2 separate regions of the Homo sapiens genome follow, and region 2 is linked to region 1. A link is a contact called in ENCODE Hi-C or POLR2A ChIA-PET data. All regions are on one chromosome and are shown on one strand. The core of a region is the stretch at or near the end of the contact, and the rest is flanking DNA. Distances in the headings are between cores, read along the strand shown.

What was found. Hi-C counts contacts between places; a loop is a spot of excess contacts on that map. ChIA-PET counts read pairs that join two places held with the same protein, here RNA polymerase II (POLR2A). Pooled maps may share reads with other maps.
Region 2: a map of endothelial cell of umbilical vein shows a loop between it and region 1 (5-fold over the local background). The contact joins two enhancer-like sites. A Hi-C loop is called at or near these places in 3 of 168 maps with a recorded cell type or tissue (Calu3, endothelial cell of umbilical vein and sigmoid colon) and 3 of 50 pooled maps. POLR2A ChIA-PET finds 5 or more read pairs at or near these places in 6 of 52 experiments (Caco-2, H1, MCF 10A and 3 more).

Annotation. Positions count from the first base shown.
Region 1 is chr12:95,115,635-95,122,845 of GRCh38, forward strand. The region is part of intron 8 of FGD6 (FYVE, RhoGEF and PH domain containing 6); the gene reads right to left. Among named protein-coding and RNA genes, the nearest start is that of NR2C1, 46 kb to the left of the region's middle. Within about 2 kb of position 2,942, at least 10 of the 41 ENCODE cell types and tissues checked have a DNase peak (open chromatin) inside an H3K27ac peak, as active enhancers do; they include endothelial cell of umbilical vein, where a contact is called at or near this core.
Region 2 is chr12:95,165,415-95,172,625 of GRCh38, forward strand. It overlaps FGD6 (FYVE, RhoGEF and PH domain containing 6), which reads right to left. Exons shown (of 21, transcript NM_018351.4): 3 at 7,186-7,211. Among named protein-coding and RNA genes, the nearest start is that of FGD6, 48 kb to the right of the region's middle. Within about 2 kb of position 4,122, at least 4 of the 41 ENCODE cell types and tissues checked have a DNase peak (open chromatin) inside an H3K27ac peak, as active enhancers do; they include endothelial cell of umbilical vein, where a contact is called at or near this core.

The DNA.
Region 1 (7,211 bases), core at 1,692-4,191:
AAAGGAGGAAAGGTGTGTTCAGTGACTGAATATATCTTTATCAGACCCAACTGCTAGTTAGTACTATTATGGAATAGATACAACTTCATCTCATGGATTTATGACATCATGCTCAGAGGAACAAAGGAAAACAGGGGTATTGGTGCCAGATCTTCAAACATAACAGATGACACAAACACGCGCCCAATTGCTGAAACTTCGTAAGTCTTTGAGACAGTGATCTAAGAGCCTGTGTGAGTCTAGACGTGCACCTTATAAATATCCAGCACTGGCAATAAGCCATGGTGAGATGTTATGTATAAACATATTAAGCTTCCCTGCGCCATGGCATAGGTTCTATCTTGCCAGAGACCATCGCTAGCAATTTAGATCTTAATCTGAATGAAGAGAGCATCCCCCGCAAAATATAAAGGAAAAATGAAGTGGGCACACACAAAAAATAAAAAATTCCCAAATTAACAAAATACATAAGTTATATGTTACACTTAGCCCCATCTGGAGATGAAAATAAATATTCTCACTCTGACCCCACTCAGAATGCATTCAATATATTACATAATCCGTGTCTGGTGAGTGCAAACATTTAACATTTCTATGGCTGACAGTTGACAGGGTTGGGGAGACAAACTTACCCTACCCTCCCTATTAGATGTTCTCAAACCCTAAGCTACCTCATTAATCAAGTGATTTTCCTTAAGCTGTTAGATAGTTACTATATCTTGTTGTGGGAAGGAATGCAGATTTACCTAAATATTGGACTCATGGCGACTTCCTAGTTTGTCTTAAATTTCTGTTTTTTAATACAGAAGTATATCCATGAAAACAGAGACATTTCTCTAAACCAAAAGGGCTCCCCAGAAGATGTCCATATTAGGAAATCCTGACCTCAGAATCACTGTGCTGAGCCTCATAAACTTCTAAGTTGCATTTTCTTTGCTTGTACTCAAACATGAACTTTTATGAACACAGTTGAAATACACTGAGCAGAAAACCCACCGTTAACACGTTGCAACATCATGCTATTAATCAAGGAAGTAACGGAGTTAGGTTTACCCTCCTTGCCAATTTTTAAAAATATCTTTATGGTCTACAAAATCCAACTCTCCAACTTATCCATCCATCCATCCATCCATCAACCCATCCATCCATCCATTCATGTTTTTAGGGCATCTTCTTGCAGTATATCTTTTTGAGAACTTTTACCTTGGCAAAGAGAGCAGGGCCTGGATCTCCTTAAACAGTTAAGAATCACCTGGGGCCTTAACTGCAGCATAAGAATGTGACTGATCACCCTGAGTCAGATGGGAGGAACAGGAAACCAGTAGCTGCCCCAGTAACTGTTATAACCCAGGTGAAACCCAGGAAAGGAGACCAGACAGACACGCCTATATTGGTCATAGTGAACCACCTATTACCTATCACTTAGGACCTGGTATTCGGCAGAAGCTTTCCTAATAACAACGAGGAGAGCAGTCATTTCAGTTTGCCATGTTAGACTGGTAGTATTCTATGACCTTTCTGCTCCTGCCAAAACAAATTGAGCATTATTCAAAACTTCACTAATAAAACTGCCTCAAATGCCACTGAGGTTATTTTTATCAAAGGAAAAAAAAAGCAGATGTTGGTTCAGCATGTAGGTACACTACAAAATGTACTCTCTGGCCACCAGGTGGCATCACTGATTAATAAAAGTTAATTAACTCCATCACCATCACCCAACATGAGTAGCAAAAAATTAACTGGAACACAACATACTATGTGCAACTTCTAGGGATATGCAAGCTGCCTTTTTTTTTTCTTTCTTTTTTTGGAGGGTCTCGCTCTGTTGCCTAGGCTGGAGTGTGCAGTGGTGTGACCAATGCTCATTGTAGCTTCAATCTCCCAGGCTCAAGTGGCTGTCCCACACCTCAGCCTCCCAAGTAGCTAGGACAACAGACCTGTACTACCACGTTGGGCTAAGTTTTTGATTTTTTGTAGAGACGATGTCTCACTATGTTGCCCAGGCTGGTCTTGAACTCCTGAACTCAAGTGATTCTCTCACCCTGGCCTCCCAAAGTGCTGGGATTATAGGTGTGAGCCACGGTGCCAGTACAAGTTAATTTTGTTCTCATATAAAATGCCCAAGGCCACCGGGCGCAGTGGCTCATGCCTGTAATTCCAGCACTTTGGGAGGCCGAGGTGGGCGGATCATGAGGTCAAGAGTTCGAGACCAGCCTGGCCAACATGGTGAAACCCTGTCTCTACTAAGAATACAAAACTAGCTGGGCATGGGGGCGCATGCCTGTAATCCCAGCTACTCAGGAGGCTGAGGCAGGAGACTCGCTTGAACCTGGGAGGCAGAGGTTGCAGTGAGCTGAGATCGTGCCACTGCACTACAGCCTGGGTGACAGAGCAAGACTCTGTCTCAAGAACAACAACAATAACAAATTCCCACGGCCAGGCATAATGGCTCATGCCTGTAATCCCAGTACTTTGGGAGGCTGAGGTGTGCAGATCACTTGAGGTCAGGAGTTTGAGACTAGCCTGGCCAATATAGTGAAACCCCATCTCTACTAAAAATATAAAAATTCACCAGGCATGGTAGTGGGCACCTGCAATCCCAGCTACTCAGGAGACTGAGGCAGGAGAATTGCTAACTCAGGAGGTGGAGTTTGCAGTGAACCGAGATTGTACCTCTACACTCTAGTCTGGATGACAGAGCGAGACTCTGTCTCAAAAAAAAAAAAAAGAAAGAGAGAGAGAGAAAGGATGAGGACCCAATATATACTATATCTTGTTGGAAATCTAAGTTTTCTGTATAAGGGTTCCCAGGGAGCCTTACCACCACTCATTGATTACCTAATCAATACATAACCAACTTAGAGCAGAAACTAGTCGGAAGTCCTGTTAACCATTAATAAAAATTAGTCATCTGTGGGAATCTGGGACTTTTTGCATTCAACACCCAGTCAGATTCCTGGACCGTGCACTGAGAAATGTTTGGCAGCAAAGCACAGAGGAAATGAGTGTATAGGAGGGATAACATTCCAAAGTCAAGTGTTTTGAATTTGAGGACATGTCTTGCTTTGTATTTTTCAGATTTCTTCTTTCCTCCATAAATATGTAGTGGGATCAGCAACACATACAGAATTATGGGATCCAGAGAAAAGTAAGTCTAGTCAATATGACTTTGTAAAGTTTTATGAAGTTTCAGATTTTGCAAGAAACAACCTAAAATTAGCCTGACTTGTGAAACAAAGTACTGATCATTTTAAATACCAAAAACAAGCATCAAGTGTCAACTTACAAAACATACTGACACTTCAAGGCAGCTTGGCGAAGTGGTCAAGAGCCCTTGCTCTGGAATTAGAAGACAGAAATTCCTGGGCCAGGTGCGATGGCTCATGCCTGTAATCCCAGCACTATGGGAGGCCGAGGTGGGAGGATACAGCCTGGGCACATAGTGAGACCCATCTCTAAGTCTTTAGATGATGATGATGATAATAATAATAAAGATAGAAATGCTTACTCTGCCTGGTCCAGCCACATCTAGTTGAGGCATGGGACTTTGGCCATGCCCCATAGCATTTTTGTGTGTTAATATCCTCATGCATAAAATAACTAGGCTGAACCAGAATGAAAACTGTAACGATTCTCATTCCAAAATATCATGAAACATATTTTGTTGAATAAAATAAAAAATGAAAAATTTGAAAAATTAAATAATGAGGAAAACTTAAACTATGAACATCTCTGAGAAAAACAATTACTAAACTATTTCCTTGTTTTTATAAATGCTTGATTTGACTTAAAAACCATCCTAGGGGTATATCATACAGTACTTAGGTGTTCTATTAGCTCTTTAGTGCATTTAATTTGTTTTGGCTATTTACATAAGTAGGATGGCAATACAACCTTATCTCCCCATATAGTCCTGCCTTATACCTGCTGTCCAGGCATAATTATAAATACTGTCCTCTTTTACTTTTGTAAGTTAATGGGTTTGGATTTATAAGTAACACTGATTAGCACTGTCGGCTGGTGTGGTGGCTTACACCTGTAATCTCAGAACTTTGGGAGGCCGAAGTGGGCAGATCACCGGAGGTCAGGAGTTTGAGACCCGCCTTGCCAACATGGCAAAAACCTGTCTCTACTAATTAGCTGGGGGTAGTGGCACACGCCTATAATCCCAGCTACTCGGGAGGTGGAGGCAGGAGGATCGCTTGAACCCAGGAGGCAGAGGTTGCAGTGAGCCAAGATTGTGCCACTGCACTCCAGCCTGGGTGACAGAGCAAGACTCCATCTCAAAAAAACAAAAATAAAAATAAAAAAATAGGCCAGGTGCAGTGGCTCATGCCTGTAATCCCAGCACTTTGGGAGGCTGAGGCGGGAGGATCACGATGTCAGGAGTTCGAGACCTCCCTGACCAACATGGTGAAACCCCATCTCTACCAAAAATACAAAAGTTAGCCGGGTGTGGTGGAATGCTCCTGTAGTCCCAGCTACCCAGGAGGCTGAGACAGAAGAACTGCTTGAACCCAAGAGGCGGAGGTTGAAGTGAGCTGACATCACGTCACTGCACTCCAGCCTGGGTGACAGAGTGAGTCCGTCTCAAAAATAAATAAATAAAAATAAATAAATAAATAAATAAATAAAGCATGCCTTCTTCCATATTTCAGATTCTTTTCTTGGGATCAGGGAGAATAATTTATTTATTTATTTATTTATTTTTTATTTTTTTTGCTTCATGATTTGTGATATAGAAAAAAATTAAAGTTAAAAAAAATTTTAGGCTGGGCATGGTGGTTCATGTCTGTAATCCCAGCACTTTGGGAGGGTGAAGGAGGTGGATCACCTGAGGTCAGGAGTTCAAGACCAGCCTGGCCAACATAGCGAAACCCTGTCTCTACTAAAAATACAAAATTAGTAGGGCATGGTGGTGTGCGCCTATAGTCCCAGCTACTCGGGAGGCTGAGGCAAGGAGAATTGCTTAAACTCCGGAGGCAGAGGTTGCAGTGAGCCGAGATCGCACCACTGCACTCTAGCCTGGGTGACAGAGTGAAACTCCACCTCAAAAATAAAATGAAATAAAATAAAATATTAAATTATTTTTGGGTGCTTGATACATATCACAAAAAACCTTTCCTAAAGGGATGTGAAACTTTTAATACAAATATATGAGAATAACAGTTTCAGTAAATGCCAATTTTGTGTGCTGCAGTTTTTTATTGCTAATAGAATTGGTAACTGTTTTATTTGATAGTTATCATTCGAAGGACACAATACACCACTATATATTTATTATGTGCTCTTTTTTTCTAAGTTATTATATTTGTTCATATTTTTAGTCTAGATGTCTATTTTTAGTATTTGTGCTGAAATGAAAATTTCCTAGAGGTATATTTTCTGATGTGCTGTTTGCCTTTTTACTTTGACTGTATTTTAAACTTTTATAATATTTTAATGTTATTATAATGGTGCAAATGTGCCTCAAAAAATAAAATAAATAAAATGAAATGAAAAGTGTCAATATTTTCATTTACAGGCTGGCTGCTGTGGCTCACCCCTGTAATCCCAGCACTTTGGGAGGCCGAAGCGGGCAGATCACTTGAGGTCAGTTGTTTGAGACCAGACTGGCCAACATGGTGAAACCCTGTCTCTACTGAAAATACAAAAAATTAGCCGGGCATGGCGGCAGGCACCTGTAATCCCAGCTACTAGGGAGGCTGAGGCCGGAGAATCACTTGAACCCCTTGAACCCAGGAGGTGGAGGTTGCAGTGAGCTGAGTTCACATCATTGCACTCCAGCCTGGGTAATAAGAGTAAAATTCCGTCTCAAAAAAAAAAAAAGATATATATATATATATGTATATATATATATATATATATTCCTTTATAATTAATTTTTCTGGGCCTACAAAACTATCTTTCATCCTGTCCTCATTTTAGAGTTTCAATAAATAGCCAGTTTTATAATTCTTCATATTTAGCTCTGATTTTATTTGTAGTATATGTATTAATGTAGGAACCTTAATTTGTTTTTCAAATTATTATTATTTTTGAGATGGAGTCTCTCCTGTTGCCCAGGCTGGAATGCAGTGGCATGATCTTGGCTCACTGCAATCTCCGCCTCCTGGGTTCAAGGGATTCTCCTGCCTCAGCCTCCCCAGTAGCTGGGACGACAGATGTGTGTCACAACGCCCAGCTAATTTTTGTACTTTTAGTAGAAATGAGGTTGTACCATGTCGGCCAGGCTGGTTATTTTTCAAATTATTAATAGGTTATTTAATAAACAATCTTTTTTCTATTGTCTTGGGTTTCCTACTTTGTCATACATTAGATTCTTATAAACAGTCCATTTCAAGTTACTTCCTTATTACATAAGGAATAATTCCTTTTATAAAAAAATTAATAGATCTATTCTTGCAATGCTATTGTGTAACTTTAATTGTTGATGCCTTAGAATATGTATGCACTGGCATTTGCCTCCCAGAATATTATTTAACAATGTACATATCCTATTTATTTCTATACACAAAATCATTTTGACAAGTAACAATAAAACTCCAAAATTCTAAGTTAAGTTTAATGAGAATATGTAATGTCATGAATATATTAGAAGCTAAGTAAATGGTACTATAATATAAGGTATCATTTTATGCACAAATGCTAAAACTGTGGCCTTCCTGAGGACAGAAAGCCTGATTTTAATTATTGTTGTAGCCCCTGCACCTAGAAGAAGATCTGCTATGCCAGGCACAGTGGCTTGCACCTGTCATCCCAGCACTTTGGGAGGCTGAGGCAGTTGGATCACCTGAGGACAGGAGTTTGAGACCAGCCTAGCCAACATGGTGAAACCCCGTCTCTACTAAAAATACAAAAATTAGCCGGGCGTGGTGGCTCATGTCTGTAATTCCAGCTACTCGGGAGGCTCAGGTGCGAGAACTGCTTGAATCCAGGAGGCAGAGGTTGCAGTGAGCTGAGATTGCACCATTGCACTCTAGCCTGGGCAACAGAGCGAGACTCAGTCTCAAAAAAAAAAAAAAAAAAAAAAAAGGCTCTGGCCTTTGGCTCTAATTCTTCTGCTTCTCAAATACTCATTCAATTCTAGTCCTTGAATCTGTATGTGGCCTAGAACCACCTCTTATAGATGTGGTGCTTGCCTAAGTTAGAAAGTGTCATCTCGGGAGGGGCACAGTGGCTCATGCCTGTAATCCCAGCACTTTGGGAGG
Region 2 (7,211 bases), core at 2,872-5,371, 51 kb after region 1:
CCTCCGCCTCCTGGGTTCAAGGGATTCTACTACCTCAGCCTCCTGAGTAGCTGGGATTACAGGCATGCACCACCACGCCTGGCTAATTTTTTTTATTTTTAGTAGAGACAGGTTGGTTTCTCCATGGTGGTCAGGCTGGTCTCGAACTCCCGACCTCAGGTGATCCGCCAGCCTCAGCCTCCCAAAGTGCTAAGATTACAGGCATGAGCCACCGCGCCCGGCCAATTTTGTTTTTTCCTAAGTGAGATGAGGCCTCCCTGTTGCCCAGGCTGGAATGCTGTGGCATGACCTCCACTCACTGCAACCTCCATTTCCTAGGTTCAAGTGATCCTTCCACTTTAGCCTCCTGAGTAGCTGGGACTACAGGCATGAACCACCATACCTGGCTAATTTTTTGTGTCTGTTTTTTTTTTGTAGGCATGGGGTTTTGCCATGTTGTCCAGATTGGTCTCGAACTCCTGGGCTCAAGAGATCTGTCCACCTCAGCCTCCCAAAGTCCTGAGATTACAGGTGTGAGCCACCATGCCTGGCTTGTTTTTTCTTTTTCTGTTTTTTTTTTTTTTTTCAATAGGGTCTTGCTCTGTTGCTCAGGCTGGAGTGCAGACTGGAGTGCAGTGGCCTGAATATAGCTCACTGTAGCTTCAACTTCCCAGGGGCTTGCCCCACCACACCTGGCTAATCTTGTTTATTTTTTGTAGAGACAAGGTCTCACTATGTTGCCCAGCCTGGTCTCAAGCTATCCTCCTTCCTTGGCCTCCCAAAGTGCTAGGATTATAGGCATGAGCCACCATACCCAGCCTGATATCACCGACTTTTCCTGAGTTGCTAGAAAGCCAAATTTGTGGCCCATCCTCAGCTAATGAATAGGACTACATGATATACATTACTCTGTACAAATCTTCCATTAGCACTATTGTTTTTCCTTCAGCAAGGTTTATTTTATAACAGCTTTGTTGAGATATAATTCATATACTACAAAATAGGTTTTTACCCTTTTAAAGCATACAATTCAGGCCAGGTGCAGTGGCCCATGCCTATAATCCCAACACTTTGGGAGGCCAAGGCAGGAGGATTGCTTGAAGCCAGGAGTTGGATGCCAGCCTGGGCAACATGGCAAGACCATGTCTTTAAAAAAAAAAATTAGCCGGGCATGGTTGTGTATACCTGTAATCCTAGCTACTAAGGAGGAAGGGACGAGAGATCACTTGAGTCAAGGAGGTTGAAGCTGCAGTGAGCCATGATCTCACTACTGCACTCCAGCCTGGGTGACAGAGCGAGACCCCATCTCAAAAAAAATAAATAAATAAATAAAAAGAAACTCCATGCCCATTATCAGTCATTCCTCATTCCTATTTTATGGCTGAATAGTATTCCATTGTAGGAATATAAAGCATTTAGTTTATCCACTCATCATTTGATTAGTATTTGGGTTCTTTCTACTTTTTTTTTTTTTTTTTTTTGAGTCAGAGTCTCACTCTGTTGGCCAGGATGGAGTACAGTGGCATGACCTTGGCTTGCTGCAACCTCTACCTCCCGGGTTCAAGCAATTCTCCTGCCTCAGCCTCCCAAGTAGCTGGAATTACAGATGTGCACCACCACACCTGGCTAATTTATGTACTTTTAGTAGAGACGGGATTTCACCATGTTGGTCAAGCTGCTCCCGAACTCCTGACCTAGTGATCTGCCCACCTTGGCCTCGCAAAGTGCTGGGATTACAGGCATGAGCCACTGCACCTGGCCCTTTCTACTTTTTTGACTATTATGAATAATGCTGTTATGAACATTCCTCTACAAGTTTTTGTGTGGACATATGCTTTCATATCTCTTGGGTGGATACCTAAGAGTAGCATTGCTAGGTCATATGGTAACTCTACATTTAAACTTTTCAGAGCTGCCAGACTGTTTTCCAAAGTGGCTGCACCATTTTAGATCCTATAAGGACTCCCATTTCTCCACATCCTGACTAGCAGTTGTTACTGTACATCTTCTTGATTATGGCTACCCTAGTGGGTGTGCAGTGGTACCTCACTGAAGCATTGCTTTGTATTTCTTTAACGGCTTATGATGTTGAACACCTTTTTACATCTTTATTGGCCACTGTATATCTTCTTTAGTCTATTCAGATTCTTAAGCCTGGGTGATTGATCTTTTTACTGTTTGAGGTTTTTTTTTTTTTTTGAGATGGAGTCTAGCTCTGTCACCCAGGTTGGACTGCAATGGTGTGATCTCGGCTCACTGCAACCTCCGCAACCCGGGTTCAAGCAATTCTCCTGCCTCAGCCTCCTGAGTAGCTAGGATTACAGGCATGCACCAACACACAGGGCTAATTTTTGTATTTTTAGTAGAGATGGGATTTCACCATGTTGGCCAGACTGGTATCGAACTCCTGACCTCAAGTGATCTGCCCGCCTCGACCTCCCAAAGTGCTGGGATTACAGGTGTGAGCCCCCGCGCCCAGCCAAACCACCGCACTGGGCCTGAGTTGTTACATTTAGGTCTATAATCCATTTTGAGTTAGTTTTTGTGTATGTTGAAAGGAAGGGGGTCCAATGTCATCCTTTTGCAGGTGGATATCCAGTGATTCCAGCACCATTTATATGTTGACAACCTGATTTCTTTAAAAAAAACATTTTGACTTTTTGTATTACACACATTTTTTTTAAGTCACCTGAAGTCAATTGTGAAGTGATACTCGTGTAAATAAACTGACTTTAAAAAATTACTCGACCAAGGTCATACAGTTAGTAAGTGACAAATCTAAGACTAAAACCCAGGTCTTAGGATGCCAAATTTCAAGTTTTCCCATTAAACAAAATACTACCTTACATGTAAATAAGTTTCATATTTACTCATCAAAGATAAGAAAAGCCAAGCCAGAAACAATATATTTATTGGTAAGATTACAGAAAGCTTGATTTGAGATGTTTAAGATTTGGCTTGCTTATTTTCATAAAAATCGTTAATAGCAGCCAGGCGCGGTGGATCACGCCTGTAATCCCGGCACTTTGGGAGGCCAATGTGGGCAGATAACCTGAGGTCAGGAGTTTGAGACCAGCGTGACCAACATGGAGAAACTCCGTCTCTACTAAAAATACAAAATCAGCTGGGTGTAGTGGCGCATGCCTGTAATCCCAGCTACTCAGGAGGCTCAGGCAAGAGAATCACTTGAACCCTGGAAGCAGAGGTTGCAGTGAGCCGAGATCACACCACTGCACTCCAGCCTGGGAGACAAGAGTGAAACTTCATCTTAAAAAAAAAAAAAATCAATAATAGGTAAAAATCTACTAAGCATTCACTTTGTGTTAAGCTCTGTTCTAAACAGTGTATAATCACTTAATAATCACAACAATCTTAGAAAATAAAGTCAAGTGTCCACTTTTTTTCCTCTTCTTTTTACAGATGGGGAAACTAAGGCAAAGTAAAATTAAGTAAGTTGTTCAAGATCACAGAGCTAGTAAGTGGTGGGAACCCAGGCAATCTGACTCCAAAGACCGTGTTCTAACAACTATGAAAGCAAATTACTTAAGAGAAGGGCATTCACCAGGCTGTGGCCAGATGGATTAACAAGTGTCTGGAAAGAAAGAGACTATTCTATTAGTGCTATTGTTGTCTCAGATGAAGAGACAGAAAGAGAAAATTCATTAGCGTGGCTGAGAATTCTAAAGGAGGGAAATTATTAGTACTAGTGGCATCAGGTAAAAAATGTTCAATGTCCATAATTAGGGGTGGAGGGTATTGGGAATATTTAATGGGTACAAAAACACAGTTAGATAGAATGAACAAAATCTAGTATTTGATAGCACAACAGAGTTATTACAGTCAACAATTTATTGTATATTTTAAAATAAGAGTATAATGGGAATGTCTGTAACACAATCACATAAAGGCTTGGTAAATGCTTGAGATGATGAAAAAAATAAATGTACTCTGTTGCACTAAAAACAATGTCCATGATTAACTAAAGAAATAGTCCTTTAAAAAAAAAAAGGATAAAAATTTAACAGGGCTACTGCAATATAGCACAACTAATAACATAAAACAGTAATATAAATACAGGAAGGGAAAGGAAAGGCAGGCACAAACGCAGAGGAAGGAACCCTGGGAGTCTCCACTGCCCACAGAATGAGTGAGTCAACCAGGCGGTGTTATCACAGGATGTGTTGGAAACAGACATAACACTGCTGGGTTAAAGATTAATCCTTCCTTTATACGATGTATCAGTGAGATCCCTGATAGAATGTGGAAACCAATTTTGGTCAGTGCTCCAAGAAGTATGGAAAGAAATGGGAAAAGATTCACGCAAAACAAACAACTAGACCAAAACAATAGAAAAGAGTGTCTGCTAGGAAAAGAAAAAACTTGGGAGTTGCTTTTCAAAGAGAGTCAGGATTGATTTAATTATGGCCCTCAAGAAGACAATTTGAGGCCAGGCGTGGTGGCTCACACCTGTAATCCCAGCACTTTGGGAGGCTGAGGCGGGTGGATCACCTGAGGTCAGTAGTTTAAGACCAGCCTGGCCAACATGGTGAAACTCCTTCTCTATTAAAAATACAAAAATTAGCCAGGTATGGTGGTGGGTGCCCATAATCCCAGCTACTCGGGAGGCTGAGGCAGGAGAATCGCTTGAACCTGGAAGGTGGAGGTTGCAGTGAGCCGAGATAGTGCCACTGCACTCCAGCCTGGGAGACAGAGCAAGACTCCGTCTCAAAAAAAAAGAAGACAATTTGAATGTTCTTCCTCAAATTCTTCACAGGCTTTGGTTCTTTCCAGTCATTTAAATCCCAGGCAAATATCATTTTCTAAGAGGCTTTTTCCCAAAGTACCTTCCTGGGTTTGTAGCACATCACTCTGATTTGTTTCCTTCATAGCTTGTAACACTCTGAAGTTCTTCCTGATTATGATTAAGCACAGTAGGTTCCTCTTATCCTGTTAGAACATAGGCTAGGCCGGGCAGGGTGGCTCATGCCTGTAGTGTTAGCACTTTGGGAGGCCCGAGGTGTGTGGATTACCTGAGGTCAGGAGTTCGAGACCAGCCTGGCCAACATAGTGAAACCCCGTCTCTACTAAAAATACAAAAATTAGCTGGGTATGGTGATGGGTGCCTGTAATTCCAGCTCCTCAGGAGGCTGAGGCAGGAGGATCACTTGAACCCGGGAGGCAGAGGTTGCAGTGAGCCGAGATCGCGCCATTGTACTCCAGCCTGGGCAACAAGAGCGAAACTCCTTCTCAAAAGAAAAGAACGTTGGCTACATAGAAGCTTAGAACCTGAGTACTGCTTATCTCTAGTAAATACCAGTGGTACCTGGAACATAGTGCAAATTCTATAAACATTTGTAGAATCTATGTCCATGAAGCTGCAACATGGAAAACGAGCTTTCAAATTAAAGCAAGACAGACACCAGTAAGACACAAAAGGAATTACTTGATAGTCAAAGTAAAATCTATACATTGCTGAGTGCTGTGGGTCTTTAAGAAGAGAGTCACTCATCTGTCTTAGGGGTTTTACAAATTCACTAGCCTAAGTAATTTATAGTGGTTATTCCCAACACCATGATTTAATACTTCACAGCATAGAAATGAAGTCTGGCTAGTTATAAATAAATGATCACTGAGCTATTATGTGCCGATCAATATTCTAATGCTTTCCATGTATCAGATTATTTAATCTTCACAATTCTATGAGTACTATTCTTTTTTTTATCTATAAAATGGTACTCTTTAGTCCCAAAAGGTTAAATAATTGGCCCAAAGTTGACCAGATCATAGCTGGTGGATCTGGGACTTAAATTCAGACTGCTGCACGTGGGCCATTCATTTAAGCCTGAAGATAAATTTAAACAGGGCAAAAATATTAAACAGGAAGAACAATAGATTGATAAAATTATGGCACAGGAATTAGGCGAAATTATGGCACATGAATTTTCTCCATGGCTTGCTATGCTATGTGGATCTTTTCAAATTCCATATTGCTGTAACATTCCTGGGGATATTGTTGATGTACTAACTTTTTCCCTTTAATAATGTCTCTTAAAAAATGTGGTTTCAAATGAAAGAGATAAATATATTCATGCCAAACTAGAGAGACATTATAATGAACCCCTGCATCATGCATCTTTTTTGAGACGGAGTCTCACTCTGTCACCCAGGCTGGAGTGCAGTGGCGTGATCTCGGCTCACTGCAAGCTCCGCCTCCCGGGTTCACGCCATTCTCCCGCCTCAGCCTCCTGAGTGGCTGGGACTACAGGTGCCCACCACCATGGTCGGCTAATTTTTTGTATTTTTAGTAGAGATGGGGTTTCACTGCATTAGCCAGGATGGTCTTGATCTCCTGACCTCATGATCCACCCCCCTCGGTCTCCCAAAGTGCTGGGATTATAGGTGTGAACCACCGTGCCCAGCCCTCATGCATCTTAAACAACTCTGAACACATAGACAATCTTCATGTATGCTGTGCTCCCCCCAAACTCATACACACACTGGATTATTTCAAAGCAAATGATGATGTACTATTAACAGCCATCTTTATTCTTTCCCAAAATAATTTGAGTCTAAAATGCATATAATTTCTTTATTTCAAAAAAATCTACAAAAAATTGGTAGCAGTACAGGGAACAATTCTAAGGGGGGGGGGGTTGTTATCAAAAAGCAAGCCATTGGACATTAGGAAAAAGAATTTCTTTGCCTGGCACCATGGCTCACGCCTGTAATCCCAGCACTTTGGGAGGCTGAGGCGGGTGGATCACTTGAGGTCAGGAGTTTGAGGCCAGCCTGGCCAACATAGTGAAACCCCGTCTCTACTAAAAACACAAAAATTAGCCAGGCGTGGTGGCAGGTGTCTGTAATGCCAGGCACTTGGGATGCTGAGGCAGGAGGATGGCTTGAACCCGGGAGGTAAAGGTTGCAGTGAGCTGAGATGGCGCCATTGCACTCCAGCCTGGGCAACAGAGCAAGACTCTGTCTCAAAATAATAATTTCTCAAAAATCACTAAGTAATCTCTAAGTGATACATACTTGGTAACATGAGAATATTTTAGGTGCCACATTATAGCAGGAATTAAATTTAAATTTTGAAAGTGTTTTATAAGTTTTAAGAAAACTCACAAGGGTTTCTGTGCCTATTATGCAGACAAATATCATTCCCAAGCATAGGGAGAGGTCAAGAAGCAATTAAGTACCAAAGTATACCTGTTTATCTTCCAGTGGGTCAGGCT